Regions from separate parts of the Homo sapiens genome. Here region 1 is linked to region 2. Evidence: chromatin loops called from intact Hi-C (ENCODE). Cell type or tissue: psoas muscle. All regions are shown on one strand.

What was found. Peaks named below come from ENCODE experiments on the same cell type or tissue, not always from the same donor. Only the 100,000 strongest peaks of a DNase experiment are listed, where the experiment ranks them.
Region 1: a loop joins it to region 2, with 5 times the contacts of the local background. A loop is called at or near these places in 46 of 110 quality-filtered maps.

The regions. Positions count from the first base shown.
Region 1 is chr14:32,079,484-32,087,483 of GRCh38, forward strand. The region is part of intron 1 of ARHGAP5 (Rho GTPase activating protein 5); the gene reads left to right. Among named protein-coding and RNA genes, the nearest start is that of ARHGAP5, 6.2 kb to the left of the region's middle. In psoas muscle, no CTCF peak of the experiment used is centred here; no DNase peak of the experiment used is centred here; H3K4me3 peaks cover 218 bases.
Region 2 is chr14:32,466,135-32,474,134 of GRCh38, forward strand. All of the region lies in intron 2 of AKAP6 (A-kinase anchoring protein 6), which reads left to right. Among named protein-coding and RNA genes, the nearest start is that of AKAP6, 140 kb to the left of the region's middle. In psoas muscle, a CTCF peak has its summit at 3,470 (motif pointing left); a DNase peak (open chromatin) is centred at 7,627; H3K4me3 peaks cover 1,114 bases; H3K27ac peaks cover 5,321 bases.

The DNA of each region.
Region 1 (8,000 bases), 390 kb before region 2:
CTTCTTATTTGTGTTTGAAAAGCATATTAGCACAGTCATTTTTTTGGAGAGTTATTTTGACCTTGAAAGTTAAGATTATTTAAGGAATGAATATTGTATTTGCATTCCTTTTTTGGATTTGAAGTAGCGATAATAAGTTTTCTAACTCACTTTTTTTAATTGAAGAAAAAGTTAGGTCTCATAAAGACTTTACTAAACTTTACCAACATTGGCAGGATGTAAGATGAGTGTTGGCCTTTAGTGGTCACTTCTTAAATATGAAATGGCATAATAGAGATTTTCTTGGTAGCTACAGAATAAGTTTTGTCGCAACTGTAGTTTCCATAGATACTATTTTAAGAACTATTTATTTGGGTTGTATGGTCCACAGTTTTTTCTTTGCATACCAAGAAGGTGTGTAGTAATATAATTGGCTGAAGAAGCATTGTACAGTGTTGTTTTAGTGATGTCTATGTTCCTAAAAGATACTTGTATTATATATTTAAAGTACACCAAGGGAATTTAATTTCTAAAAGACCTGTGAAGAAACATCAGTAGATTCATCATTCAGTAATTTGAGTAATCAGGCTCTTGTTTTAAGTGCAGGCTTTTGTCGATTATTTTATTGAAATAGGAAAAACCATATTAGAAATTAAGAAAAATGCTTCAATGCTAAGAATTTTAAGTATGAACTTTAATTGGTTTTCAAACTCTGTTCCTTGGATTCCTGTGGGTTTTTTTCCTAGATGCCTTGAGACTTCCTATGACAACCCACCCTCCCAAACCAGGACAGCTTCTATTTTCATGTATTAAGTGTATTGTATTTAAATATAAGAATATTTAACTTAATTAAATATAAGAAAAATATTTATTATTTAAATATAAGAAAAATAACTAATGGGTACTAGGCTTAATACCTGGGTAACAACAAACCCCCTTGACATGAGTTTACCTTTAAAACAAACCTGCACATCTACTCCTGAACTTCAAAGTTAAAAAAAAAATTCCCCTTAAAAAAAAACAAAACTGATCTGCATTAATTTTTTTTAAGTCTCTGATTCGTTATTCATTAGTTCAGATTACTTTTATTTAGCACTTACTATGTGCCTAGCCCTGGAAATACCAAGATAAATTAGATATAGGTATAATAGCTCAAGCTGTATAAAGGAGTAAATAGTTAAAAGTATTAAGAGGTGCAGGAAAGAGAATGCCTGTTTTCCTCAGGACCTCTGGGAATCATTCATAGAAGAAGAAACATTTTGAGTTTTAATTGCAAGCAGGAGTTTAGATGTAAGAGAGACCAAAAAGGATAATTTTTTTTTTCCCCCCACTGTGTTTTGGAAGCTGTCTACAGTACTTTAGATTTGCAGGGAAATGAAACAGATTGTTGATGCTTGGTCATATCTGTGTTTTACTTCATAGAATTATTACTTGGGAAAAAGAGCATAACCTTGTAATTTTGTGGTTAAAATGACTAGTATGTTACTTGCTTAGAGTCTCAAGCTTTTCATCATGAAGAGTTAATGGTAAAAATGGATATTCATTTTTCTAGTGTTAGATTAGATTTAGCCTATTTTATTATCCCTGACCAATATTTTATTGAGCAGCTAGGCACTGAGTGATACAAAAAGTATAAAATATTGCTCCCTTAAAAGATCTTTTAACTTCTGTGGAGAGACAGCAAGCATGACACTTTAAGAATTTGAGGTATATTTAGGGAAGTACATACTGATTTAAAAGTTAGTAGAAAGGAATTTAGCTAAAGGAAGTGTTACTTGGATTACATACTGATTTAAAAGTTAGTAGAAAGTTATTTAGCTAAAGGAAAGTATTACTTGGAAGTAGCATACAATTGGGATAATGAAGGGGGAAAAAGACATTTAGGGAAGTTAATGACAGTGTGGACTGAAAGCACAGGTAAGTAGAGGACAGATTAGCAGATGGGAAGAAAATATAAAAATGTGTAGTCCTAGCTACTTGGGAGGCTGAGGCAGGAGAATGGCGTGAACCCAGGAGGCGGAGCTTGCAGTGAGCCGAGATCGCGCCACTGCACTCCAGCCTGGGCGACAGAGCAAGACTCCTTCTCAAAAAAAAAAAAAAAAAAAAAAAGATGTAAGAGCATCAGTTTTGTACCTTATGAGCCAGAGTGAAAGATTTGGAGAAGGTATTAATGCAAGAGTGATAGAAGGGGTGATGTAGAAATAAACACGTAACGTTGGCATAACTATTTGTCTAGTTACTGTATTTGGTTTGTCAAACAGCCTTGGAAAAACTCTCACCTTGGCTTCTGATATGGCATAATTTGTTCATTTTCTTTCTGTTGATCATGTTCTTTTACTGATTCAAAATTGTTTCTTTTTATACTTACCTTTTCAGAGCCAAGGTAATATCTCTTTTAGAGAACTAGTAAAAAATTAACATTACTATAATCTAGAGCAGCGATCCTTTTTGGTACCAGGGACTGGTTTTGTAGAAGACAGTTTTTTCACGGAACCGGGGGCATGGTTTTGGGATGAAACTGTTCCCCCTCAGATCATCAGGCATTAATTAGTTAGATTCACAAAGGGAGCAAGCAACCTACAGTTCTTGATCCTCTGAGAATCTATCGCTGCTGTGGAGGCGGAGCTCAGGTGGTAATGCCCGCTTTCCAGGCCACCCCTCACCTCCTGCTGTGCAGCCCAGTTCCTAATAAGCCACAGATGGTTACCAGACCGGGGTTGGGGACCCCTGATCTAGAGAATTTAAGATCTAGATTTCTACTCTTCTGTATTAACCAAGTATCTAATTCTTCATATGTTTTCTTTAGAAAATAAGAGTATTACACCAAATGGTCTCATAGGTAATTTTCTGAAGTTTATGATGCTGAAATTTATGTTAATAATCCTGAACTTGCCTTGTTTCATTACCGAGGTTTCATTTGTCTTTGGAAATAACACCTGAAAGTGAAATGAACCACCATCTATTGCTGAAACTGATTAGTTTTTCATTAAGAAACACTGGCTTAATGTGTTGCCTTGTATTTCTTATGTCTAGTAGCCAGTTACCAAGCTCTCTTTGTCTTGCATTGCTCTTTTATTGATTAATTAATTAATTTTTTTTTTGAGATGGGGTCTTGCTCTGTCACCCAGGCTGGAGTGCAGTGGCACTCAGCTCACTGCAGTCCGCCTCCTGGGTTCAAGCTATTCTCCTGCCTCATCCTCCTGAGTAGCTGGGATTACAGGCACACGCCATCACGCCTGGCTAATTTTTGTATTTTTAGTAGAGATGGGGTTTCACCATGTTGGTCGGGCTGGTCTCGACCTCCTGACCTCAAGTGATCTGCTGGCCTCTGCCTCTCAAAGTGTTGAGATTACAGGCATGAGCCACTGCACCTGGCTGGATTGCTCTTTTAAATTCTGTGATAGTTCACGTGCATTTAGCCTGTAGTATTTGTCTATCTCTTGGGCTCTGTGCCCAGTCTTGTATTCCTCCTCTAGACTAATCTGTAGTGGCTTCTCTATTGCTTATGACAAAGTCTAACTCTTGTTTTCCCTTGAGACCTAGGGTCATAACTTATATGTTCAAAACAGTATTTCTTTCCAACATGGGTACTGTGGTCAGCCATTCTACCCTAATTGTACACCTGGAGAGACGACTTTACAATCCAAATCTCGTCTATTTTTTAAGGTTCACTCAAATCCTTCCTCTTCATTGAAACCATTCATCTGTTTCAGGGGTCTGCAAACTATGGCCTCTGGGCCAAATCTTGCCTACTCTCTATTTTTGTAAAATGGCTTTCTACATTTTGAAATGGTTGGGGGGCAAATTAAAAGAATATTTTGTGATATGTGAAAATTACATGAAATTCAAATTTTCCTAAGTAAAGTTTACTGTAACATAACCATGATCATTCATTTAAGTACAGTCTATGAGTGCTTTTGCAGTATGACAGCAGAGTTGAGTAGTGTGACAGACACTGTGCAGCATGCAAAGCCTAAAATATTTACTGCCTGGCCCTTTACAGAAAAAGTTTTCCAAACCCTGAGTTATTTCAACTTGTACTTTCATTTCTTTGAATTCCTGTTGCATTTATTAGTACCATGGTATAGCACATTGCCTTTATCTCCTTGGCTATGGTACTGTTTATTATTATGCTTTTTAATGTAGTGTGGAAAGTGCTTTTCAGTCTTTTTTTCCCTTAATCCATACTTCCTTTAAAGCTTACACCTCTTGTTGATATTCTTATTCAATCAGGTGCTCTCATTTTAAAAATTGTTAAGCCGTATCTAAAGTTGTTTGTATGATGAAAATGACGGTTCCTCTACTATATGGCATTGTAATATTGCATATCAAATTATGCCCTTCTCCCCACTTCTTGGTTCTCCAAGGTGGAGAGAAAAGGACTCAGACACTGGAAGGAAGGTGAACTACCAAGCCATAGTTACTGGCTTGGTAGACTTTCCTATATGTACCTTTATACATTGAAAATCTCTGACAAAGTTAAACTGATAGTAGCTAAGCACAGTAAATAAATACTTATAGTTGTTTACCTAGGTTGATGAACATGGGATGACCTTTGATCCTTCTGTTTCCCATACAGAAATGAAAGAATTTAGAATGACTTGCACACCAAGGCCTCAGGGAAATAACATGTTATCAGAGTAGGGTGTACATTAAATAATAGGGTAGAAGTTAATGTGTTTGGGAATAGTTTTGGTCATTGGTTTTTCACATATTTTCAGCAGTGAAGTTTTTTTCAAACAAATTGAAATATCAGAAGATAAAAATGGTTAAAAGCAGAATTACCTTTGCTGCGTGGGTTTGCGGAGCTCCCAGAGTACTGCCTACTTGGACCCTCCTTGAAGTACTACACACCTTTAGACTTACTGTTTATATACCCCTATTGTGTGTTAATGATCACATTATAGTCCTGGGGAAAAAAACTGGACTTTTTATGTTAGTATATTTTGCTGTACTAGATGTAATGGGCCCAAAGCAGTACATAATTTTTGTTAATTGTGTTTACAAGTGTGACTTCAGGATTACCCAGCGGTTTGGAAGCTGATTATTCTTAGTCTGGAGATTGAGTCATTTATTCATGAAATATTTACTGAGCCCTCACTGTGTATCAGGCACTGTTGCTGGAGATTTGATTCCAAAACAAAATCCCAATGCTTCTACGTTATTTAGTCACCACGTAAATTGTTCAAATTTTTAATAGGTTGGTTCTCTCTTCATTTGCCTGATTATATTCTTGTTTCAAGACTAATTCATAGGAATAATGACTTTTTAGGGCTCATTTCACATACAAATTGTGTGCTTTCTGGTATAAACTGTGGTTCAAAGATGAAGTATTATTTCGAGTCCAGGACTTTGAGACCACAACATAGTGAGACTCTCTACAAAAAAATTTAAAAATCACCTATGTGTGGTGGTGCACATCTGTAGTCGCAGCTGCTTAGAAGGCTGAGGAAGGAGGATCATTTGAGCCCAGGTGTTTGAGGCTGCAGTAAGCTATGATCCTGCCACTGTACTCTAGAATGGGTGACAGTGACACCCTATTTAAAAAAAAAGACAGATTATGGGATATGAGTTACTCTCCTACAGGTATTACATTGTTGAATTACTTAGCTATTTTATGTGTGTTAGAATGACTTTTTGATTTCTTCTCACTTTTCACAGCATTGATAAATTTACCAGAAATAGCAACATTAAGAAAAGGCAGGCTGGGAGGTGGCTCACGTCTGTAATACCCATACCTTGGGAGGCTGATGGAAGAGGATTGCTTGAGCCCAGGAGTTTGAGACCAGCCTGGGGAGCATAAGGAGAACCCCTCTCTACAAAAATAATTTTTAAATATTAGCTGGGTGTGGTGGTGCATGCCTAGAGTCCCAGCTAGACAGGAGGCTGAGATGAGAGGATCACCTGAGCGCAGGAGTTCGAGGCTGCAGTGAGCTATGATCATGCCACTGCATTCCAGCCTAGATGACAGATTAGGAGACCTATCTCAAAAACAAACAAAAAACAGTAAAGTAATGCATCAGTACTACACTCTGTTCATCTTTTTGTTGTTGTTTTCTATTGCTGCTGAACAAATTATTCATCTTTTAGTGTGCAGTTGTTTTTTTATTCTTCAGCTGCTTGCAAAAAGTTTGCCTAAGATTGTAGAATATATGATAATCTTTGGGCTTTGTTCTTGTTTCTTTTGAATATTTGTTTACATAAGGGATAGTTATTTGATTTAAAGAAGATAGAGCATGTAATTACAAAGTTCCCTCTGTGTGATTAGGTCTTGGAAATATAATTTCTTATCATAAATTTTGTGATTTTACTAAAGTCTTTAAACAGCCAAAAATTTTGAATTAACTATATTTGGGGTTGTACTCAACTTCACTTTTGAAAAAAAATTTTTTTAAGATGTCATAAAATTAGATTGTTATGCTGGCTAAGTACATTATTATAGATTGTAGTTAGCTTTCATTCTCATGGTTTCATTTTTGACTAAATATTTGAGTTTAAATTAGGATTTATGCATTTAATTAGTAGCTGTTATGTGGGAGGCACTGTTGTAGGCTTTTGATATACTGGTGAAATAAAGATTTGTGCCTTGTGACTCTTTTATTAAGAGTGGGATGCGGAGAGGGATAGAGTTAATGACATAAATAAGGTGTATAGTAAGTTAGGAAGGTAAAGAGTTAGCAGTGGGGATCTTTGGGGATATTGTGAAAAGTTAAGTGCAAAGAACATGCCTTAGCATGTTGTCTTCCTCCAGTGTGATTGAAGCAGAATGAGAAAGGTAGAATAGTATTAGGGGAGGCCAGAGAGGTGAGAGAGGGTTGGAGAAGATCTTGTAAGCCATTGACAGGACTTGCTTTTTATTTTTAGCAGTACTCGAGAGTTTTAAACAAAAGAATGGGAAGCTCTGATTTATGTTTTAAAAGGAGCACTCTGGCTGCTCTGATATGAATAGACTGGGAAAAGGGAGCAGAAGTGAAGCAGAGGAGTTAGTTTAGAAGACTTTGGAGTAATCTTGGGCCAGAGATATTGATGGGTGAGAGCAGTAAAAGTAGAAAAAACTGAAAAGTTAAGGATATATTTTAAAGATAGGACCATTAGGAATTTCCTGACATGGTATAATTTAAAAGCATAAAATATTTTTAAATATATACCTTTTATTAATGAATGCATCAATTTTGTGAAAAGGTACATGTTTTAGTTCTGATTTATTGAGATTTTATTTTTTTAGATTCCTTGTAGAACTTTTTTTTTCTTGATTTGCAAAGGAGGATGCAGTGTTTGAATGGTCTAGTAAAATACCTTAGAAAACTTAGTTGTGAACATAGTTTTGTTTTGACACAATTTTAATTTCTATAAGGATATAGATAATTTCTATAAGATTATCCTAAAGACAATCTTAAAGGCAGAATGAGAGACTGCATTGCAAGCTATTAAAAGCAGCACTATTGCTTAAAAAAGTAAAAGATTGGGAATGAAGAGATTTTCCTTCTAACCTTATAATTTCTAGTAGGTTATTGCTACTTTTGTCTTGGTTTCTTCATCAGTAAAAATAAACATGGTGCTAGATATCATAAGAACAAGTTGCATGAAAGTAAGCCTACATCAAAAATAGATGTGCATGATTGACATAGATATTAAGACTGAAAGGAATTTTTAAGTTAACTCAAACAGCCTTCATATCATTGAAGACACTGGGCATTAGTTTATTAGTGGGAGCATGAAAAAAAACAATAAATTTTTTTTGTTCTTAGCACTGAAAAAAAAAATTGCTTGGCTAATAGAGGACAGTTTTGATCTGGTTGTAAGGGGCCAATGGATAATTTGTATATATATATGAACTATCTCAGTGTTTGAAATGAAGTTCCCTTAAAACCTGTTAGAGCCAACTTCATGAGATCTTTTGTCCATTGAGGTGGTAATACCATACTCATCCAAACAAATAGCCAAACCCTTTTGAGGGCAAGGTGACAACAGTTTTTTTTTTTCTATTTTGGGGTTTCTCAAACTATTCCCCCGCCCGCCCT
Region 2 (8,000 bases):
AAATTATTTCAGCCATTGTGGAAGACAGTGTGGGGATTCCTCAAGGATCTAGAACCAGAAATACTATTTGACCCAACAGTCCCATTACTGGGTAAATACCCAAAGGATTATAAATCATTCTTGTATAGAGATGCATGCACATGTATGTTTACTGCAGCACTATTTACAATAGCAAAGACTTGGAACCAACCCAAATGCTCATCAGTGATAGGCTGGATAAAGAATATGTGGCACATGTACACCATGGAATACTATGCAGCCATAAAAAAGAATGAGTTCATGTCCTTTGCAGGGACATGGATGAAGCTGGAAGCCATCATTCTCAGCAAACTAACGCAGGAACAGAAAACCAAACACTGCATGTTCTCACACATAAGTGGGAGTTGAACAGTGAGAAACATGGACACAGGGAGGGAAACGTCACACACCAGAGCCTGTTGGGGGGTGGGGGACAAAGGGAGGGAGAGCATTAGGACCAATACCTAATGCATGCGGGGCTTAAAACCTAGATGACGGGTTGATACATGCAGCAAACCACCATGGCCCATGTATACCTATGTAACAAACCTGCACGTTCTGCACATGTATCCTAGAACTTAAAGTTCAAAAAAAAAAAAAAAGAGATATATTAACCAATCGATGTGTAGACCCTTTTTGGATCCTGATTCAAAATATAAGCTGTAAAAACAAGATTATATATATATATATATATTTTCTTTCTTAGCAAGACTAATTCATTAATATATATGTATATATATAAAAACAAAACAATTGAGGAAATATATACATATATTGGACATTTGATAATATAAAGGTATTAATTTTTATGGAAGTATAATAATGGTATTGTGGTTGTATTTGAAAAGAGTATACATGGACACAGATGAAAACAATAGACACCAGAGCCTACTTGAGGTGAAGAGTGGGAGGAGGGTACGGATGGAAAAACTACCTGTTGGTTACTCTGATCATTACCTCGGTGACGAGACAATTTTTTCACCAAACTCCTGTGACACACAATTTACCCATGTAACAAAACTGCACATGAACCCCCGAACCTAAAATAAAAGTTGGAAGGAAAAAAAAACAAAAACAAAAAGAAGAGTTCTTATCTTTTAGCAATATGTACTGAAATATTATTTAAACAGAATGTTAGGATGCTTAGGATTTGCTTCAAATTAATTTGAGGTTGGGGGAGTGGGTAGGAACAAACAAGATTGGACAACAGTTAATACCTGTTATTGCTGGGTGTTGGGTACATGGGAGTTCATTATCCTCTTCTTTCTGTTTTTGTATGTTTTAAAATTTCCATAATAAAAAGTTTTAAAAATGGAATGACTACCATTTATATAAAGATTTTCACAAACCTGTAGTGAAGCATTATTACTCTCTTGGACAAGAAACAGAATCTTAGAGAGGTGATGATTTGCCCCAGGACATGGAACTAAATTGTCAGAATCAGGAATCCAGTCTGGATCCTCGGACACTATCTTGTCTCTGCTTGTCTATAAACCATGCTGTCTTAAAAAGCAGGATGGTTCTTTTCTTTGGTTGTTTGGATAACTCTTCCCTGTCCTCTGATCTTCAGTGTGGAAGAGGTCAGAATCCCAAGAAGTTGGTCTGTAATTCCTGCAATATCACACATTTTACTTTTCAATGAGACCCCCAATATTTCCCTCAGCTTCCATTCAGGATGCACCTCTCTGTTTCTTTTCTTTTGCCATTACATGTTAAATTTTCTTGGTTTTATTTGCTTTTAGTTTCTATTTTCTTCTTTTTTCACCTTTCATCCCCTTCTTCTATATTCCCTTTTCTCCCTAGTCTTTGTCATCAAGGGACTTTTCAATTGCTGGTTACAGCCCTTCTGTTCTTGTATGTGTTATAGATATTGTTGCTTCTCTCTCATTTTCACCCTAATTGTCATCTCCCTTTCAAAGAGTCTGATAAACTAAACCAGCAAAGGGAGCTGTCACAAGGCAGCCCTAGGATAGGAGCCCAGACAGCAGCATTCAGAATCTAGAAAAACTTGTGATTTTTCTACTGAAAATGATTAAGAGAAACACTGGCACCTTGAACACAGTAGGTACTCTGTTAATATTTACTGATGACATTAATGAAGAGAAAATTAAATGACATATTCAGAAGAGCTAGTTCTTGCCAAAAATATTTCCTACTCTGTGCCTTTTGAGTTGTGGGACTTAGTTTTCATCCCTGGATGACTTGCTTTCTATATCTGTGAAGTGAATAGACCAAAGTCCTGTGAGACAATGCCTTGCTCTTTCATGTAGTAAAGGTTAGCCCACCTCTGTAAGTATAGCAGAGAAACACTAGATTGGGAGCTTCTTGAGGGCAGGGACTTTGTTGATTCAAGTTTAGATCTCTGTCTTTAGACATCCTGTAATCACAGGATGTTGCAGGATGTTACCTTTCTTGCATAGATCAAGTGTTACAAAGAGCCTGGCAATTTACACATCTGTGCTACCATGACTTAAGACAAAAGCGCAAATCAGGATTTTTGTTTTTGTTATGTTTTATTGTCCTCCCTCCTCCCATCTTTGTCCCTCCATTCTTTCTCCCAGGTACTCCATATCCTTATGTTGTTTTCGTCTCATCAAAGCCCTGACAGAAACACAACCACTTCCAAAGACTTGCCATTCCTCAAATGTCCTGCGTTCTAATTGGACTTGCCCCCCTTTGCTCTAACAATCTTATTCCACCTTCATCAAAATTATTATTTCTAGGATACTGATTTTAGAGCATCTGTTTTAAGTGATTATTAATAATATATGAATAATAGGTAGGTTTAGTCCAAATTAATCTCTGCCTAGTGGAATGTGTGAAAAACTGTCCTAAACTCTACAGTAATGAATGCTATTGGAAGAGGTATTAACTAGGCATTCCACTAGAAAATTTGCTGATCCCTCGTCTGTTTTGTCATACCTCCCTGACTCATGGGGTGTACTGTGAGAACTGTTGCAACTCTGGGGAAGTGTTTTCCTGTCCTGCCACTAGACTTTGTGCCAGGAAATAATTTCTAGGCATTGCCTGGTAAAGTTCATCAACTTGCTTTGAAGAAGTCCTGTGAAAGCAATAGAGGGTTTTGTGTTGCTTTTCAACAGTCTCCAACGGAGGAGATTTTCACAACCTCCTTGGTATGCCAGTGTATAACAAACTATGATCACTAGCATTCCCCCAAGTAATTTAAGAAGAATTAAAAACAAGATAGGCACACAAAAGTTTATACATTTAAAAAAAGTTAGATTATTTGACATATTAAACTACCAGTAGATTCCTAGCGTTTCTTGGTAGTAGAAAACTTTTGAAAACATGTCCAATAATCTGTATAATAAAGTCAAGACAGTTTTGATCTTGATCTGTAAGAAAGTGTAATAATAACTAAATCATTATTTGAATGCTGACAAGAAAAGTACTTGCTGTACATTTACTGTTTACTTGTATTGTAGCACCACCTACTGTTGATAAAGAAACAAGCTTTTATAGCTTTCCCATTTTTCTTTGCCTCGCTAGTTAAAAGAATGTCTTTTTTTTTTTGAGATCTGATATTTTTAATGTCACAAATTTTTTTTTTTTATTATTATACTTGTCTTGGCTCGTCAGCCAGACATGCTGCTCGGAGATGTTTCTAAAGTTATGATACAGAGATTGCATTATGTCTGTTTCCAAAATGAAAGATTATGCCTTCAGTTACCTAAAGATCAGAACTGATGCTTGACATGCATATATGACATATTTTATCGCTTTTCAAATCAGATGTTTATCTTTTTATTTTCTAATAAAATAGGCTGTAGATGTTGGGAAATTACTGATTTGCTTTAAGTTCAGTTGCTCTTCCAATGAACAAATATTAAGTGGTAAAACATCAAGTCTTCTGAATATAATTACTAATATAAAATGATGTCATATTAGATCCAGGGTTAGCACTTACATACCATCACTCCCTTTCCTCCACCCTCAACAGAATCTTCATCACTAAAAAACCCACAAAACATCAACTAGGCTATTTGATATTTAGAGCTTTACTACTCAAAGTGTGGTCTGTGGACTGGACGCTTGGGCCACACCTGGGAACTGTTAGAAATGCAGGATTCTTGTCTCCCTGCATTTTAACAAGATCCCCAGGTGATTCAGATGCACATTAAGATTTGAGAAGCAATGTTTCAGGCATTTCTTGTATCCCACCCTACCCATCCCTGCCAGAAGACTGAACAGCAGTCAAACCAAGAGTAAGGTCTTTCATTACAAGTTTGAATTTACAGTATCTTATTCTCATAAAAAGTTAGATGATATTCTCTGACTCATGGCTTATTGAATGTAAATTGTATCACTGCTGTCGTTAGGGCTCACATCAGCAACTGAACAAAGAAGGCACAGTCCTTTCCCACTGGATCTGTCAGCTTCATCTCTGGGGAAAGTAATCAGGGAGCCATTTAAAGCAGCTGAGAGGAAAACTGCCAGCTCTGAAATTTTAGGGCATGCAAATGCCAACAAAATATTTAAGTTCGGTATGATAGAATCGTAGTTTGAACAGACAATAGAGGTAGGCTTAAATAATTCCTGACAATTGAAGTAGAAAGCAATACTTAGAGCTAGAATTATGAATAAATTGGAAAATTTAAAGCTTGATTTTTCTTAAGTCTAAATTTTCTTTTACCCATCTCTTTCTTCTATTTAAAAATCTAGTTAGTTTACTACAAGAGCAGTAACAGCCATTTGATTTTTGGTTAATGTTGAATTAGTTCATAAGTTTAACAAATGAATGTCATTCACAAATTTAGTTAATTTTCCTAAGACCTTTAATCCATCTAATAATCTCAAATACTTTAGATACATGAGGATAGACTTAGAAACCTAACTAGGCCAAATCTTTCAGTGAACTTAGGCCAGTTTTGAAAATGTAATAAACCAAATTTATAACTATGATAAACTAGGTTCTTTCATATTACAAAATTAATCAAATTCTTACCTTTATTAAAATCATGGCCGATATCCATTCAACATTTCAAATTAAAACTTCAAGGCAGTTTTGTATTTTGGATTCTTTAAAAACGTTTCAATAATTTTAAATAATAAACACCAAGATTGTCTCCATAATCATAAAATGTACTGCCAAAGTTAGCACTAAGTACCATGGGTTAGGCTTATGTCATTATCTCTGTATTTCTACATTTTCCTAGTGTTTCATAGTCACACAGCTAAAGATAGTAGAAGTCATCTGATCCATGACCAGTTCTGTAATGCGTTTATGGACGGTGGTAGTAATAAGAAATTGTGGACCAAAAGCAAGATCATAGTGCTACTTCCTAAACTGTGAATTAGCAGGCTGAACCTTTTAATAGTTTAAGTCTTTCTTGTCAGTGGGGGAATCCAAGTCCATGGCGAGAGCTGAGACTTAGTTTCATAGGCCATTGTCTTTTCTCCTAAGTGTATTATACATTTACTCAATTTTCATTGTAAACCCTTTCAACATTCTCTCACCCAATTTGGGTAGGTGGAATCCTGTACCCCCCACCAGGGCTATAGCTAATATCTTCATTGCACAGTTATTGTTCATTGAGACATGTACCTCCATCCATGGTATAAACTGTTTTTATTATCTGTCTCACCTCCATTTTAACAGTAATTCTGTTGACATTGCTTCTAGACTGGAGTTTGGCTAATAAGACACTGGACACTGTGTTATCTGTGCTAAGGAAGCACAGATAACGCAGCGTGTTAAGCATTCTGGGTCAGGATTTTTGTGCTGGCACAATTGTGAGTAAACCAAGAAAAATAGTCCCTATGAGATTTCTTTCAGACTTCAGCACACAGAAACCTAGTGGATTGTTCCTTAAGATAAAAGAGAGGTTTGAGAATTTACTTTTTGTCATAGTTTGGGTTCCCAGGAATCGGATTCTGAGGCTCTGAGATCTACATGCTGGAGGTTTATTGGGGTGAGTTCTTGGGAAAAGCACCTCTGAGAGGTGAGGGAAGTAAATCAACCAGAGAGAGGAGTTGAACTGCAGCTGTGACAGAGATGGCAGTATTCCTACCCAGAACTCTAAAGTGGCTCCCCTTTTCCCCCAGGCTTTATACCTCCTCCCATTTAGCAGACATGGGATGTGGAAAGCTCCCAGGGAAGGGCATGACCTTGGGTGAGGCAGCTGAGGGCAAGTCCCAGGGAGGGTCTCAGCTGAGAGCAATAAGCAGTCAACACTGCTTAGCAGGTGGGGTAAATAAGTGTCTTGATCATAAGGTGGGGTAGGAGGAGGGCAAGTATAAATGCTGTCCACCGCATTCAATAGAAGTGTTTTCTCTATTATTACTAAAGAATGGCTTGACCCAGAAAAGATCATGGTCTTTAGCCACAGAACTTAATTCTAGGAGAGGCGATATTACAGCAGACTGATCCCTGTAATGCAAATGGCAATGCCCCTCTTTGCTGAGAGGCATTGTGGAGAATGCATGAAAACATGGCAGTGATGTTGGCAGGGAGATGGCAACGAGGTTCTCTGCACCAACTGTCTCCTGCAGCTGGGAAAAGACACACAGCCTGGCTGCCAACTGTTGGGCTCATTGTGCTCTGGCTGAATTTAGTTCCCTCTTATGTCAGCTTGCAATTCTATGTTGAAGAAAATCGGTCTGGTCTGCCACCATCACCATCTCTTAGCAACTAAGAGAGATTGAAACAACAGCTGGGTAATTTGATATTGGGAACTTAAAGGTCGTGAAAATAGAATATAATGGCTGTTTGTATTAAAGGAAAAAAAAAGAGAAAATGATGTAATCCTAATGCTTAGAAATGTTTGGAATGCCACATGGGTTACAAAGAGTGAAAATCTAGTTTAAACTGGTTGGATTCTTTCTCTCTCAGAATGATTAAAGTTGAGCCCAGAAGCTCACCCAAACACACATATTTGCCTAAATATAAATCCCTGTGGAATGTTGGAGCTATAATGTGAAAAACAGTTTCTGTGTTTTTGTATTTTCTCTAAGACTGACCTACAGCTTTCTTATCACAAGTTTTGAAGCAATACTTATAACATAGATGATAATTTAGAGTTATTTTTTACTTTGCTTTTTGTGGGCAATGGGGATGGGGACTGCAGTGAAGATGGGAGAGAATGAGGTGTGGCCCTCAGACATAGTGCTGTGCAGGAAGCCTACTACTTCAGAGGCTGCCCACAGCCTCACATACAACAGGTAATAATAGAATTACATGTTTGAAAACTAGAAAATGAGAAGTAGAAGCCAGATGAAATTGTTAAAACAAGTTTTTCTTTTTTCCCTAGGGCCAGTGAGGAGACCATCTGTTTTTCAAATTAGAAAAGCCAGAAAATATAATGTTTGCTCTCAGAATGAGTCAAATGTCATACTCTAATGAAAATTCCAAAGCAGAAAGAGAGAAAGGAAGAAGAGCTTGAAATGCCAAATTAGTGGGGTGAGGTGCTTGCTGCTTGCATTCCTGCAGATCCAAGCATTTTGCAACTCTAGTAAACCTGCCAGGACAAGGTTCATTTGAAGGGGTGTGGATTACCGGGAGGTGCGGGGGGACTGACATTCTAGTGCTTTAGATGGTAGGTAACTGCCTGGTCTTGTTTCTCAGAATAACTTGTTCATCCACCACATATGTGGCTTTCATCCCAGCACATTGGGCAGGACACCACTGTTTTCTTCGTTTGGTTAATAGTTACACTTCCTTGACACCTCATACAGCTGGGTCATGGATCTGCTGCTGTTCTCAATGTGAGCATCACTGTCTTTTTTTCTTTTTCTTTTTCTTTTTTTGGGACAGGATCTCTGTCACCCAGGCTGGAGTGCGGTGGCACGATCTCAGCTCACTGCAGCCTCCACCTCCTGGGTTCAAGCGATTCTCCTGCCTCAGCCTCTCAAGTAGCTGGGATTACAGGCATGCACCACCGTGCCTGGCTAATTTTTGTATTTTTGGTAGAAACGGGGTTTCACTATGTTGGCCAGGCTGGTCTCAAACTCCTGATCTCAGG